3 separate regions of the Homo sapiens genome follow, and regions 1 and 3 are each linked to region 2. The links are chromatin contacts, found by Hi-C or POLR2A ChIA-PET in ENCODE. All regions are on one chromosome and are shown on one strand. Each heading gives the region's core, a stretch centred on a gene start or an enhancer-like site at or near the end of the contact. The rest is flanking DNA. Distances are from core to core; before and after follow the strand shown. Region 1 holds the start of FOXO1 (forkhead box O1). Region 2 holds the start of DGKH (diacylglycerol kinase eta). Region 3 overlaps ELF1 (E74 like ETS transcription factor 1).

What was found. Hi-C counts contacts between places; a loop is a spot of excess contacts on that map. ChIA-PET counts read pairs that join two places held with the same protein, here RNA polymerase II (POLR2A). Pooled maps may share reads with other maps.
Region 1: a map of ascending aorta shows a loop between it and region 2 (5-fold over the local background). The contact joins the promoter of FOXO1 here to the promoter of DGKH in region 2. A Hi-C loop is called at or near these places in 1 of 168 maps with a recorded cell type or tissue (ascending aorta), 1 of 37 single-sample maps with no recorded cell type and 8 of 50 pooled maps.
Region 3: a pooled map shows a loop between it and region 2 (4-fold over the local background). The contact joins the enhancer-like site here to the promoter of DGKH in region 2. A Hi-C loop is called at or near these places in 2 of 168 maps with a recorded cell type or tissue (CD8-positive, alpha-beta T cell and ascending aorta) and 7 of 50 pooled maps. POLR2A ChIA-PET finds 5 or more read pairs at or near these places in 1 of 52 experiments (T-cell).

Annotation. Positions count from the first base shown.
Region 1 is chr13:40,665,179-40,668,339 of GRCh38, forward strand. FOXO1 (forkhead box O1) reads right to left here and starts at 1,463. Exons shown (of 3, transcript NM_002015.4): 1 at 405-1,463. The coding sequence starts at 1,034. RefSeq lists silencers at 1-91, 612-661, 752-891, 1,122-1,651 and an enhancer at 2,302-2,351.
Region 2 is chr13:42,047,077-42,050,220 of GRCh38, forward strand. It overlaps DGKH (diacylglycerol kinase eta), which reads left to right and starts at 1,572. Exons shown (of 30, transcript NM_178009.5): 1 at 1,572-1,889. The coding sequence starts at 1,698. RefSeq lists an enhancer at 719-808 and a silencer at 1,349-1,878.
Region 3 is chr13:40,973,130-40,976,326 of GRCh38, forward strand. All of the region lies in intron 2 of ELF1 (E74 like ETS transcription factor 1), which reads right to left. Among named protein-coding and RNA genes, the nearest start is that of ELF1, 45 kb to the right of the region's middle. RefSeq lists an enhancer at 1,847-1,996. Within about 2 kb of position 1,727, at least 10 of the 41 ENCODE cell types and tissues checked have a DNase peak (open chromatin) inside an H3K27ac peak, as active enhancers do; they include CD8-positive, alpha-beta T cell, where a contact is called at or near this core.

The DNA of each region.
Region 1 (3,161 bases), core at 213-2,712, 1.4 Mb before region 2:
CGGAGAGAACCCGCCCTCCCCCCGCGGAGGTCCGGGAGGGAAGGGGCAGCCGAAGCAGTCGGCGCGGGCCGGGGGTTGCCGCTCCCAGCGAACCCCTTTCTCCTTTCACTGGCAAACTTTTCGGCCTCGCTCTGACGTCCACTTCTTGGCGCACTTTCTTTACTTAGTTCCCCAACGAGCCCCTTACCGCGTCCCACGCGAACTCCTGACTGGCGCGCACGCACACCTACTGCCGTCCCCGACCGGACCCGGGCGAGGCCACCGCGACCACCGCTTCTCGCCCGCCCTCCTGGGAACGCGCTGCCCTCCTGCTCCGCACCTTCAGGCCGAGCAAACCTGCACAGCTGCGCCCTCGCCTGACCCACCGCGCCCCCAAGGTCCGGCCGCGCGCCGAGTCCACTCACCTTCCAGCCCGCCGAGCTGTTGCTGTCACCCTTATCCTTGAAGTAGGGCACGCTCTTGACCATCCACTCGTAGATCTGCGACAGCGTGAGCCGCTTCTCCGCCGAGCTCTCGATGGCCTTGGTGATGAGGTCGGCGTAGGACAGGTTGCCCCACGCGTTGCGGCGGGACGAGCTGCTCTTGCGCGGCTGCCCCGCGAGCGGCCCAGCGGCGGCGGGGGGCACCGGCGGGTGCTGCGACAGCGGCCCGGGCGGCGGGGGCTGCGGTGGCGCTGGGTGCAGGCAGCCCGCCTCCGGGCCCTGGAAGTCCCCGCACAGCCCCCCGGTGGCGGCCGCGGCGGCCGCCGCCGCCACCGCCGCCGCCACGGAGCCGGGCGCCTGCGGGAAGTCCTCGCTCTCCTCCAGCAAGCTCAGGTTGCTCATGAAGTCGGCGCTGACAGCGGCAGCCGAGGCCGAGGGCAGGCCCGCCGCGGCGTCGGGGTTGGCAGCCGCGCTGCCCGACGGCGCCGGGCTGGAGGTGGCCGAGTTGGACTGGCTAAACTCCGGCCTGGGCAGCGGCCAGGTGCACGAGCGCGGCCGGGGCAGCGGCTCGAAGTCCGGGTCGATCTCCACCACCTGAGGCGCCTCGGCCATGGTGACCCCCGCCCCTCCCCCAGCCGCAGGAGAGCCAAGAGGGGGAGAACGCAGCACTGGGGGCGGACGGGGAGGGGGCGCGAAGGGACGGTCCGAGATTTGGGGGAACGAAGCCGGTGCGGCGAGCGGACGGAAACTGGGAGGAAGGCGCGGCGGAGTGGAAGCGCGAGCCCAGAACTTAACTTCGCGGGGCCATCCACATCGAGGCTCCTCGGGGTCCGCCGCACGGACTGGACGGCCGGCCAGAGCCGCCGGGCCGGGGCAGAGCCTGCGCCGCGCTCCAGCTGACAGGGCCGCGGACGGAAGGACGGACGGACGCCGCGGGCCGCTTGCTCTCCCCAGCGGCGCGCCCGCTGCGCTGCTGCCTGTTGAATGTGGCGGCTGCGGCAGCGGCTGCTGCGACTACCAGGCCGCCCGACTTACGGGATCTGCCGCCGCCCCCCGCCCGCGGCGGCGCGCGCGCCGGCCCGCCCCTGACCGACAGCCCGCGCGGCCAATGGGCATGCGGCACCGCCGCCCGGGCAGCCAGTGGGCGCCGGGCTGGGTGGGGCCCGGTTTTCCACGGGGAGGCGGCGGTGGGCTGGTGGGGGGTAGTGGGGTGTTTTTCTCTTTCACACACTCACCTCCTTTTTTTTTTTTTGGATCTCTATTATTTTCTGGTAATTCTCGAGTGTTTCTGTGATTCTCTCGCCTTCTCAGTGTTTTGATTGCTAGGAAGCAAACCAGCGTGGAGGCGCCGGCGACACTTTGTTTACTACGGAGCAGCAGAGCCGAGTACTCGGGAAGCCCGGGTGGGAGGAGGCGCTCGCTGCTCCCTGACCTCCGCTGCGGGCCGAGCCCGGCGGGCTGGCAGGGCAGGGGGCCGAGGGCCGGGGGCGCGGGGTGGGCGGGCGGAGGCGGCCGCGAGGAATTCTACTCAATCGCTCCCTCCTGGCTCCACCCACGATGTCTTTGCTGAACGACGTGGGGAATCGGTGGGTTTTGTTTTGGTTTAATGTTTTCTTTCGCTGCGATCTGTCAAGTCCTCCGGCCCCCTCGCGAGCGGCACACGCCCCCCACCCCCGGCGCCGCGGCTCCTGCAGTCGAGTCCGCGCCGAGGGACCCTTCTCCGTGCCCACCGGTCCGCACCCCCGGGCTCAGCCTGTGCCATTCGGTCTAGCCAGAGGCGCGTCACCCAGCCGGCAGCCCCCAGCCGGATTCACTGTATTCTTGACCTTTTTTAAAATGCTAGAAATGAGGAACAGGGGCTCCGGCGCGGGGAGGAGATTATCTGGCCTCCCTGAACACACGAATCCAAAGGCACCCGCGACCGCATGCCCTCCGTGGGAACCTCTTCCCCTGGGCGGGAATCTCCCGCTCCGTCCACTAAGTCCAGGGCCGGCAGCGAAGGGCTCAGGAGCGCAGTTAGAGAGAACCAGGTCATTTTATTACTTATCCCTAATTAAATTTAGCTGTTTGTTACTTCTTTTTTATTTGCAACGGAAGTGATCGGGTGTTAAGTAAAAACGCAAGGGGGGCGGGAGATAGGACCAAAGCCTTGGGGCGCAGCCTGCCCCACCCCCAAATTCCTTGAGGCTACTTGCTGTGTGTGTCAGTCAACCCCCCACCCACACCCCACCTTTCCTCATCTGGGCTGCAGGTCCAGGACATCCTGTCAAGGATCAGTGGGGCCAAAGGTGGGAAGATAATGGCCCTTGTGTCTCAAGCAGAAGAAACAGTTTTCCAGTTTTGTTTTGTTATGCTTTTGCTTTTTTAGGAAGAATATGGAAGGCATTTCCTTTTAGAAAGATGGGACCACTTAGGATGGAAGATGGACAGTAGGGTTTTAAATATCTTGTCCAAAAGGACAGCTTCCAACTCTTGTTTTTTAATCCCTTTCTTTCTTACAAGTAATTCTGCAATGGAAAAAGTGGCATCTAGAGAAAATTAGTCAGTTGGACAAGAGGTTGTTGAAAAAATAAAAGAGAAAAGAGGGGAAAAAAGGAAAAATTAGGCCTCTTACAAAAGTTAAAAAGATTGAGAGAGATTATCTTTCTTCTTTTATATTCTCACTATCGTCTCTCTAGTCCGGGCTCCTGTTTCTTCATAATCTATTTATCACAACAGCTTCTTGCTGATACTAGGCAT
Region 2 (3,144 bases), core at 322-2,821:
TTAAAATTCATTTTGCCCAACTCCTTCCTTTCCTAAAGGAGACAACAGAAGCTGCAGAAATAGCCTCTCTGTTATTATTACATAGCAGCAGTCTCCTGTCTTTAAATATTTGAACTAAACACATTTTACATTTTAATGAATTTAATTTACAGTGTGATGTCCAGTATTGGGATTGCATACTATTTCTTAAAACTTCTTAGAACTGTTAGCTCTAATATATCAAATTTCTTGTTGGGAGTAAGACTGCAAGTTAAAAAAAAAAATTAGAACCTTAGTTTGGAGGAACCTTAAAGGTCATGTCAACTGAAAAAATACGAAAGGAATGGTACTGAAAGGCATGAACATAACAGAGATTGAATGCTTTCTCCAGGTGGAGAGACTCCACAGTCTGGCAGGGACTTTTTGTCCTATTTAAAAATATAGCTAACACCAGTTTGGTGTTCTCTTTGGATGACAAGAGGGATCTGTCGTTTTAATGTCTTCTCTCGCAGCCCCCTCACCGCAGCCCCCTCACACCTGTGAGGCTTCTTTGACGTTGAGCGTGCACAACCCGCTGCCAGTCCGCGGTTCCCAAGTGCCCGCGCAGCCAGCTTGCAGGGGAGTTGTGCGCGGTGGCTACAGCCTGTTGATCCCACTTCCTCCTGCTCTAGTCCGGGCTAGGGAGTGGCTCTGCCAGGACTTCCAAGGCTTTTTGTCTCGGGTACTGGTGTTCGCATGGCTCGAGTGTATTGTTTTCTTCCAGGCAATCTCGGTTAGCGCTTCAGCTTAGACACTTCTTGTGCGTTCTGTCGTCTTGGGCTGCGTGTAGTCTCTTGTTTCTGCGCTTTCTCCACGCCCTTCCCAGTTTCCTGTTAGCCGAAGGGGATCGCTCTTTCTGAACGAAAAGTTCTCAGAGCGGAGCTGAACCTCCCGGAAAATGCTCTTCTCTTCCGTGTGCGCCGGATGGGGGTGGGGGTGGGCCAGAAACTGAACGCCGCCGTCAGGAGAGCTGAGGGGACCCGACGGCCCTGGCGGAGGCGGGAGAGGTACGGTCCTCGGAGTGGGGCTGGGGGTGGGGAAACCGACGAGGGGCAGCCCCCGACTGTCTTGGTGGCAGAGGGGACTTTTATTCAGCTGGAACCGCGCGGCGAGGCCCAAGTGTCTCTGGAGAGATTCGGGGTTCAGGAGGTGGCGGGTGCACCCAAGGGTGCTGGGAGGAAGCTCCAGGTTCCCATTCTTCCCCAGGGATCGGCGTTGCCCCTGCTGTCCAGAAGTGAGAGGGGGTGTGCGGGCATCGCCACTACGGGGTGGGCTGCAGAGGTTTCCTGCCTCCCCCACCCTCCTGTCCATCCTAGGGACCCAGACCGTAAGGGAGTGGAAGAGATGTTGCTCCAAACCCTGTCACCCCATCCTCTCTACCCGCGCTGGTCCTATCCGAGGCTGGGTGCGCAGGGGTCCGAGGCGGGCGGGGGTCCGTTACCTCTGCGTCCCACCGTGGCCGCCGCTCCGGCGGGAACCGAGCGGAGGAGCCGGGTGGACCCCTGCCTGGAGGGCGCCTGCCCCGGGCGACCCTTACCTCGCGGGGGTAGCTAGGGAAACGGAAGATGGCGGCGGCGGCCGGGCACGGGGTTCCGGGCTCCGCTCGGGCAGAGCCCACCCGCTGACCAACGCCGCCGCCCCCGCCGGGCGGTGCTGTGTCCCCGCAGGAGTCGGAGAGGATGGCAGGGGCCGGAGGCCAGCACCACCCTCCGGGCGCCGCTGGAGGAGCGGCCGCCGGAGCCGGCGCCGCGGTCACCTCCGCCGCTGCCTCGGCGGGGCCGGGAGAGGATTCGTCTGACAGCGAAGCGGAGCAAGAGGGACCCCAGAAACTGATCCGCAAAGTGTCTACCTCGGGGCAGATCCGGACCAAGGTAGGGCGGAGGAGGCGGGCCTGAGGGCCGCGTGGAAAGCGGGAGGTGGAGAGGGCGCGGGGGCGCTGGAACGCGCCGGGCGATCCCGGGAAGGCGGGGAAGGCGGGGAAGGCGGGGAAGGCGGGGAAGGCGGGGAAGGCGGGGAAGGCGGGGAAGGCGGGGAAGGCGGGGATGGTGAGACGGTGAGGCGGGGCGGGGCCTGGGGCGCGGGCGGGGCGGGGAGGGGTGGGGCGGGGCCCGGGGGCGCTGGACCGCGGTGCTGCGGGACGGATTCCCGGCGGCTGCGCGGGAGGCTGCGAGCCTGGGCTCCCAGGGAGTTCGACTGGCAGAGGCGGGTGCAGGGAACCCGCGGCTCGGCGGGAGCGTGGGAAAAAGCTGACGCGCAGTCGCGAGTTCCTACTTAGGGAACTTAAAAGGAGAGTTTCAATTTTTCTTCCCTGCCGTTCGGGGGAGCGTGCGCATGTGCTGGCCAACCAGCCTGCGCTGCAGTGAGCCCTGCTGCTTTCCCACTTAGGCCCACTCAGAGGGTGGGTGGAAGGTGACACCGGTCAGCCTTTCCTGCCCCTCTGCCTCCTGCTGCGGTCTGGAAGGCAGAAGCCCCGAGGCAGGCAAGTGGGACATGGTGTTCGCGGCTTAACCGCACCCTGCATGGCTCCAAGGGCTGGCCAGGCTTTCGTGTCGCAGGTTCCCGCCAAGTGCAGGCAGGGTTCAGAACCATGCGTCCATGGTTCTTTTTAATAATGAGAAGTTACCTCTGTGCTGTGTGGACATTAGGATGGTGTGTTACTCTTGTTAATGAAGCTTGTGCTGTCGACCTGTGAGGTCTCAAAGTTAATTTTTAATTTGATCATGAACATACCAAAGCAAATGCTTATGGATATTAAAGGATTTTTATGTATTCTAATTTTCATTGTAATTTAAAAATCTTCACAGAGAGAGTCTGTTATCAGTAGGGAAATTTAACGAGGATATTGAAAACGGAACCACAAAATCATTGGCTTGGGGTACCGTTTTTAAAAATAAATTTGCAAAAAATTCATTCTACAGTTATTTTTATGAAAAATTTTCCCTAAGGTCAATGAACTCCTATTTGGAAACATAATTTTTATTCAGTGCCTGTGGAGGCCGGTAACGGTGGCTCATGCCTGTAATCCCAGCACTTTGGGAGGCCAAGGCAGGCAGATCACTTGAGGCCAGGAGTTCCAGACCAGCCTGGCCAACATGGTGAAACCCCATGTCTATTAAAAATAAAAAA
Region 3 (3,197 bases), core at 477-2,976, 1.1 Mb before region 2:
TAAACTGTCACCTAAAAGATCACCTTTTAGGAGGGAAGCTTCTTTCCTAACTTTAATCTTCGCATCATCCTGCTGATAAGTTTCCTGGTCTCGTATCTTCAGTACTTTCAACATCACATTTAGTGGGAACAGGTTAAATGGGTCAGCTTACAAATGTTTTACCAGTCAAAATATTATAATGTAGCATTTCTAACAACAATTCCTTGGCAATTTTCCAAAAGAAGAATTGCTCTAATATTGAGAATTTTGGTTACTATTTCTAAAACACACACAAACAATTATTTTCATCAGTACTCTCTAAATATGTTGAAAATGACCCTCTTTTTTAAAAAAGGCCAGTTACACTAACTGTTTATATAACTGCCTATCTTTTATGTGCTATGTGTTCACTGAAATGGAAAGGAGACAAAAATTTTCAAGATCACATAGCAAAACTAAGACACATCAAAGGTGTCAAATGTTAGGGGAAATTTTTTTAAGTTATTTTTAGAAGCAACAGAGGTGCTAATTTCCTTTTTTTTTTTTTACCCAGGAAGGCTATTCTAGGTGATTGAGTATTTTCTGGGAGAAGACGTTGCCAACTCTATTTCTGACAAGAAACTGACCAACACAAACCTCATTTTAAAAAGTGTTCTTTGAAAATGTGTACAGAATGGATAAATAAAATGTGGTATATCCATATGATACAATATTATTCAGTAATAAAAAGAATGGAGTAATGATACATGGCACAACACAGATGAACCTTGATAACAGGATGCCAAAGTAAAAGAAGCCAGTCGCAAGACAGCACATATTCTATGATTCCATTTACTATAACTGAATTGTCCAGAATAGGCAAACATACAGAGACAGAAAGTAGATTAGTAGTTCCCAGGAGCTAGGAAGAGTGGGGAAGAATAGGTCATGACTGCTAACAGGTACAGATTTCCCTTTGGGGTGATAAACATGTCCTAAAATTGATTATGGAGACAGACATACAATTCTGTATAAACTTAAAACCATTGATTTGTACACTTTAAGTAGATGGATTATATGGTATGTGAATTACATTGCAATAAAGCTGTTTTTTTTAAAAGGTACATATACAGGTATGCCAGGCATAAGAACCATCTACCTGTAATTATACTAATTAGCTAAAATTAGTAACACTTTTTTGCCAAAATCATAAATGCAGGATATAATAATTCTTCCATATTTTAAACTACTTTTCACCACTTACATGTTGCAGTGGCTAGTATTATTCAATTAGTGGTTAAAGGCACAGGCTGGGTTACAATTCCTAGCTTTATCACTTAGTAGCTATGAAATTACAGGCAAGTTGCTTCCCTTCGCTGAGCCTCACTTGACTCTTTTGTAGTGAGAATTAGGAGCACCTACTTCTTAGGATTGTTGTAAGAATTAAATAGGATAATCCCTATAAAGCACAGTGCATGGGGCAAGATGCTCACTAAACACTAGCTACTAAAATTCACCACTGAAAGTTTCTGAAGCCCATCTAGTCCATGTTCTACCCTATACAATGATCTCATCTTATTCATTTTCAGGACGTTATCCCTGGGCCTCTGTGGGATGGCTAGGGGGCAGTTAAAGGAAGATTTTGCAAAAAAGAGTAATAAGTTCCTACTCTCCACACTGACTCCTCTTTCATAACAACTATCAGCCTCCTTGCTGCCAAGAATGGGCAAAGAGATAAGCCAAATGTTAGACCACAGGCAGGGTTGTTCCTTCACTTAACCTGAAGAGGGCCTCAGCCTTTATGCAAAGTCAGATCTCCCCCAGAAGGCAATCAGGCTTGTAGCTGGGGACTCTAAGACATAACTCCTTTGATAAAGACTTTTCCAAGTGTACCAAAAATAAACAAGCAACCTCTGTATATTAGTTTCACAAATGGCCAAGCTTTTAATGGATTTCTTAAGTTTGATATGACAAGATTTAAAAAGAAGGCAACCAAAGCAGATAGAACCTGGAATTTTAAGGTAAATAACAGAGGATCCACTAAGTCCACGTACAGATCAGTAGCAACACTCCAGCTTCCTGCCCTTCTCATCACTGGCGCTGAATAAGTTACACATTAAACACTATCAACTCATTCCTTCTACCTTACTTTATGAGGTACACCTAATCTCTGACCTAACAGAATCTTGCCATTCCAGTTGAAAAATGGCAGGTTGGTGTGACTTATCCTCTTACATACAGGAAATAGCATATAAGGAAAAAGGAAAGTTCTATATGAATGTTAGTTTCTCTGATTTTTTTTTTGAAAAACAATTTTAATATACAACAGAGTAGAGGGAAAAACAAAAGCATCCACATGCCTACAACCAGATTTAATAAATGTGAACAACTGTCATTTAACACATTTTATTTATTTACAATTTCAATGACAATCTTTAAAAGTTATTTGAAGTGTTTTCCACTAAATGTACAACAGATCAGTTCCAAATACTTCAGAAAAAAGATTCCATGAGCATCTGTTTCTGGTCTTAGAACTGTAGTGACATGGCTACATTGTCCCTGCACCAAATGAGAATGTGGACAATAGGTCCTGGGAAAATGTATTCTGTGGTCAAGACAGCTGTGGGCAAGGTATCACCCTCTCATTATTCAGAGATGCTCTGATATGATAAGAACCATAACTGAACACTTATATATCCCAGATCATCTAGCAACAGGTAAGTTTTACCTATTTTATAGAAGAGATCACTTATTCAACAGATTTTAAAAAGAAAAAAAATCTTTAAGAGGACTCAGTGATATTAAAGGCTTTGGTAATATTAAGGGGAAAAAAGACAATGTCTTACTTCAAATAATTTAACACATTTGAAAAAATTAGTAATGTGTATATGAAAATTTAAGATGGCAAACGTGAGACTGATAATAAGCAACATAGAAATAACAGAATAAAGTTGTTAATTCTTGAAGGAATTATTTTAGGATGAGTTCCTGGAAAAAGTATGCTTTGTTCTAAAATCTTGAAAGATTATTAGACTTAAATATGCAACAGGTATGAATGTTGGAGATCATTTCTGAGCAAACAGTGGGGAAGCAGGAAAGCATTCTGGAAAATTACATAGTGTGAAACAGGCACACTGTGAAAAGTTTCTAACCATAAATTAAGATGTTTGGACTGATAATGAAGTCAAGAGAATCTGTTAAAAGTTTTGGTACACTCTACTGCTCTAGAACACCTCCTC